Regions from separate parts of the Homo sapiens genome. Here region 1 is linked to region 2. Evidence: chromatin loops called from intact Hi-C (ENCODE). Cell type or tissue: OCI-LY7. All regions are shown on one strand. Region 1 overlaps ASH1L (ASH1 like histone lysine methyltransferase). Region 2 holds the start of HCN3 (hyperpolarization activated cyclic nucleotide gated potassium channel 3).

Region 1 (2,500 bases), 230 kb before region 2:
ATTGTGCTATGACATGATAACTGCCATGATAGAAATACATACGGAGTGTATATGTGAATCGCAGAATCATTGGAGAAGGTGGTGAGCAAGAGAATATGCAAAGAAGGGCTCATGCTTAAAATTAGGTGTTGACAACTTTGTCAGAATTTGCTGGAAAGAGAAAGGCTTTTGGGACAAAGTAAATAATAAAGGGAAAATGCACACTTAGGATGTCTCACAGGGTTTTCTCAGTTGTGCTGTAAAACAAGAATTTGACAGTTCTTTACTGTAGGTAAATAGTAAGAAAATATAAATAATGAGGCCGGGCGCAGTGGAAAAAAACAAAAAGAATTGCATGACCATACTTATTTTTTCTTAGGATTTTTCTTTGGTTTTTTGTTTGTTTGTTTGTTTTTAAGTTTGTGGTCCTACTTTGTAGTAGGATTCCTCTTAGAGGAAAAATTAAAAGATAAAACCACTTTTTTGGACTATTTTTCTGTTTCAGAAATTTGGGTTTGCTTTGGTAAGTAGGGGCCCTGTCATTTATAGCTGTAATGGTAAATCTTTTTTTTTTTTTTTTTGAGATGGAGTTTCAGTCTTGGTTGCCCAGGCTGGAGACAATGGTGTTATCTCAGCTCACTGCAACCTCTGCCTCCTGGGTTCAAGAGATTATCCTGCCTCAGCCTCCCGAGTAGCTGGGATTACAGTTGTGTGCCACCATGCCTGGCTAATTTTTGTATTTTTAGTAGAGATGCGGTTTCACCATGTTGGTCAGGCTGGTCTTGAACTCCTGACCTCAGGTGATCCGACTGCCTTGGCCTCCCAAAGTGCTGGGATTACAGGCCTGAGCCACCGCGCCCAGCCAGTAAATACTAACAAAGTCAGATAAGTACCTGACTTTTATTTTACAAATATGTGCATAATTAATAGTGAACTACCCTGGTCTTCATGAGAGAGTGAAAGTCAAGCTATATAATATTGGGGCAGATTCGTAGAGCTTCTTTATCTTACAGAACTGCAACAGCAGGTGGCATTAGAGATCAGGTTTAAGGGTGAGTTGCAACGTATTTTTAATAGTTGCCACTATTAGGAAGGGAAGTAACACATATTGGGGATTCAGGGTACAACTGGCAAAGCTCAGCTTGACCCTTGGGTGTTGCTGATCTGTTAGAAGATTCTCCGTATGTGTATATATTTTTTTAAACTAACCACTAAAAAATATAGCAATTAAGAATTACCTTCCAAGAAGAAAGGGAAAATAATGTTTTATGTCTAATACCTACCTTTCCATATCCCAAACTAAACAGTTGAAAAATAAGAGGGTGTCATCCAGGGCCTACTTAATAACGTTTACCTTTTCTTTACAAATGAATGTCATTTTGCACCAGCAGATGCCTTATGTCAAGAGTTATGGGCTGGACATGGTGGCTCCCACCTGTAATCCTAGCACTTAGGGAGGCCAGGGTGGGTGGGTGGCTTGAGCTCAGGAGTTCAAGACCAGTCTGGCAACATGGTGAAACCCCCCTGTACAAAAAATACAAATGTTAGCCAGGCATGGTGGCTTACACCTGTTGTCCCAGCTACTCAGGATGCTGAGGCAGGAGGATCACTTGAGCACAGGAGGTCGAGGCTGCAGTAAGTTGTGTTCATGCCACTGTACTGCAGCCTAGGTGATAGAGAGATGAAGTGGAATATATGATTGGATAAGGACTTACAGGGAAGAGGGTGGTAGTTTACATATTAACTGTGGCTTCCCTGGAACTGCTTAATGTAAATACGGATCTTTCTATAATCTGGATTATGCATACTAATGCTTTAGTTTCTCTAAAATCAATGACCTAAATTGAGAGAATACTGATTATTAAAAGAAGATAATGTCAACAAAGATGTCAGAAATGTTATTAAGGTGAAATTGTAACCAGAACTCACTTTTGAAACAAAACAGGTACTGAACTAGTGTTTATTTTTTAACAGCCAAGTCCTAATTTACTATGTATATTTTACTTTTATTTTTGGAAAACATATCAAAGTATACAAGCTTGCAATAAAAAGTTCTACTATATTAGGAAGTCAGAGTTTAGGAGGTACACAAAGGCATTTTGACAAAAATGCACAGATGGTAGATACACTAGAATATTTTAGCTGTATTGAGTGAAGCTACATTGAATTACTAACATCTGAGGATATATATGAAGGCACAAAAATGATCCTAACATCTTTCTGTAGGATTTGATAGTAACTCTCACAGTAAAAACAGTGAAACAAAATGGCACCTGCTTCTCAGCCTCACTTTTTCATTTCTTAGCAAAATTACTGAGTGTGATTATTGTGTAGTTCCTTGCCTAGTCTTTGATTTTACGGGCTGGGGGCTCCAAAAGATTGCTGAGGAGATCAAAAGCAGATGCTGAAAATTATAAGCCAAGGCAGGGGAGCTTGGTAACCTTTCTTTCTAAGCTGTTTGTTGATTATAACGGTTAGGGCAATTATGAAGGTTAGGAATTATGAAATATGGAAATTCTCC
Region 2 (2,500 bases):
ATCCGTCTGCGAGTGAACTGAGGGAAGAGAGTGAGATCCACAGGAGACTAGAAAAGGCGCACTGGCTGGGTGGGAACGAGGCAGCAAAGACAGGAGTGAAAGGAACAATGGGAGGAAGAGAGACATAGAGGGAGTGTGTATATATGTGGATTCAAGATAATGTCTGGGTCTACAACTGTATTTCGAGGCTCCAGATTCACACCTCTTCCTCTCTGCTTCTTTAGTTCCCCAGGTTAGGTGCTTTGCACACATCCCTGCCTCATCCAAGAGCTGTCCTTCATTTCCCCCAAGGACAGGGCTGCTGTCTTCCCCTAGCGACCTTGATGTAGAGGTACACCCTGACGGAGACTGTGAAATGGCCCCACCCCCACCCTCTGTTCCTTCTCTGGGAGTCACCTGGGTGGTGGTCCTGCCCCTGCTTTGCCGCCTCAGTCACTCTGAGTCTCGGCCCCGCCCCGCCGCCCCCGCCTTCAGCACTAGGGACAGCGACCAGAGCTGAGGTCTGGACCCCCCGCCCCCTTCAGCGTCCCTATTTTTCCTGGTAGTCTGTCATGCTGAACTAGGCAGGTGCTAAGGAGCGGGTGTGGGGATGGGAGATGGCGGAGCTCGGCTTCTCCCTCAGACTGGCCCCGATACTTAGAATATAATTTCCTAGATCTCCAGCAAGCAGGACTGGAGGAGGCAGGGGTCCCAAACTCTGGTAGTTCCTTTGGTCCGGATGGGGTCCCGGGTTCCTGAAAGAGGAAATCCAGGTCTCTGGAGATCCCCTGATGTCTGCTTGCCCCTTCTGGTGCCCCCAGCCTGTCCAGGCACGGAGGACCTCCGGCAGGGGATACCCGCCCAGGAATTCCCAGGCTAGACTGGTGCAAGTGACTCTCCCGCCCCACCAAGGGACCCCGGGCTGGAAATGAAGTGACCGTGGAGGGTGGGGCGGGCCGGGTCCCGGTGTCGCTGCCCGCGAGGGTGGGATTGATGTACCCTGCCCTCCCCGCCAAGCCCCCAATACCGGAAGTCGCTGTAGGGGTGGATGATCCAGGCCCCCGCTGACTTCACCCGCTCCTGCTCGATTTCCACTGCTTTGTGGCTGCCGAACACCCGAAGGGAGAACTTGTTGACCGTAGGCTGGAGCAGCGTCCCAAGGTGCCTCCTCTTAGGCTCAGGCCCAGATTTGGGGATCGGACCTGAGGCCGCGGTCGCAGGCGGGGGAGCAACGGGAGGCACCGCCTCCAGTCCAGGGGTCGCCCCTTCGCTGGCCCCCGCCGCCGGCCGCTGCTCTGCCTCCATGGCGCCCACCCCGCTTACACGCTCGGCCTCCTAGAGCCCTCTGTGGCCATCAGGTACCCGCAACCCCTCCAGAGCAGGAGTCGGCGCAGCCCCGCGGGCTCTAGCGGAGGCGTCGTAGGCTCGGAATCGCCGGCGCGCGGGGCGGAGGGGGTGTGTGCTAGACTGGCGGGCGGCGGGCGGGCTGCGCGGCGCCCCCTGGCGAGGGCCGCGCCAAGACCGGGCGGGGCTGGGACGCCGGGATCCTGGAGGAACTCCGAGAGGGGCGTGGCTTAGCAAAGAAGGCGGGGAGCGCAGCCTGAGCCAGGGAGAGGGCGTGGCCTAGCGTTGGCCTTTCATCCACTGAGAACCAGGGAGGAGGAGCCCCCTGCAGTGGCGGGAAAATCGGACGCGGGTTTGTAGCTTGAAGGACTTGGGAGGGAGAGGGATTGGGGACCAATGGAAGAAGTGGAAATGGCTTTTGGGATTCTTCTCCACTCTCGCCCAGGGACTTCTGTCCTGCTCCCGTCTTCTCTCAACACTGTCCTAGGCATATTCTTGTCTTTTGGTCTCCTCCGAACTGCTTCCCCTAGTATTTAATTTCCTAATTCATTCTGTCAGCCTTCACCAAGTGCAACTCTGCCTGTCATTGAGTGGATGCTGAGGAAACAAAAATGAATACAAAAGTCCTAGTCTTAGCATCTCCATGTAGTAATGGAAAACAACACAAAACAAAACAAAAACAAAGGCCTAGCCATAAAGCCACTGCTCATCTGTGCCCAACGACAGACAGGTAAATTGCAGTGCTATGCGAAGTGCTACAAATTCCTAAATATCTCAAATTCTCCCCTTCATCTCCAATTCTTATTACCACTGCCTCATTTCAAGCCCTCAGCATTTTTTCACTTAAATTACTTCGGAAACCTCTAAAAGAGTCTTCAACCTCTTCCAGGCCAATTCTTCTTCCATTCCCTGCCAGTTACCTTCCTAAAATCCAACTATGGCTGTGTCACTTGCTTGAAGCCCATCAAGCTTTCCCATCTTCTACAGGGGTACATTTAAGCTGCTTAGCATGGTGTACCAGGCCCAAAAAATTTGGACCTAGTTTCAACAGTCTCTCTTCTGACAGTCCCTCTCTTGAAAGCCACAGCCCCAATCATGCTGAAAGACTTTGTGCTGCCTTGTCTCTATGCTTTTGCAAATATTTTCTCTGCCTGGTATTCTCCTCCAATTCACTTTC

Evidence for each region. A loop is a pair of places that touch in the nucleus more often than their neighbours do. Peaks named below come from ENCODE experiments on the same cell type or tissue, not always from the same donor. Only the 100,000 strongest peaks of a DNase experiment are listed, where the experiment ranks them.
Region 1: it touches region 2 in a loop (2.4-fold over the local background); 8 of 110 quality-filtered maps call a loop at or near these places.

Annotation. Positions count from the first base shown.
Region 1 is chr1:155,502,915-155,505,414 of GRCh38, reverse strand. The region is part of intron 2 of ASH1L (ASH1 like histone lysine methyltransferase); the gene reads left to right. Among named protein-coding and RNA genes, the nearest start is that of ASH1L-AS1, 58 kb to the left of the region's middle. In OCI-LY7, a CTCF peak has its summit at 997 (motif pointing right); a DNase peak (open chromatin) is centred at 1,004.
Region 2 is chr1:155,276,375-155,278,874 of GRCh38, reverse strand. HCN3 (hyperpolarization activated cyclic nucleotide gated potassium channel 3) reads right to left here and starts at 1,412. Exons shown (of 8, transcript NM_020897.3): 1 at 1,007-1,412. The coding sequence starts at 1,284. In OCI-LY7, CTCF peaks have their summits at 85, 285, 1,286 and 1,486 (motif pointing left); DNase peaks (open chromatin) are centred at 354, 1,134 and 1,554; H3K4me3 peaks cover 2,186 bases; H3K27ac peaks cover 1,365 bases.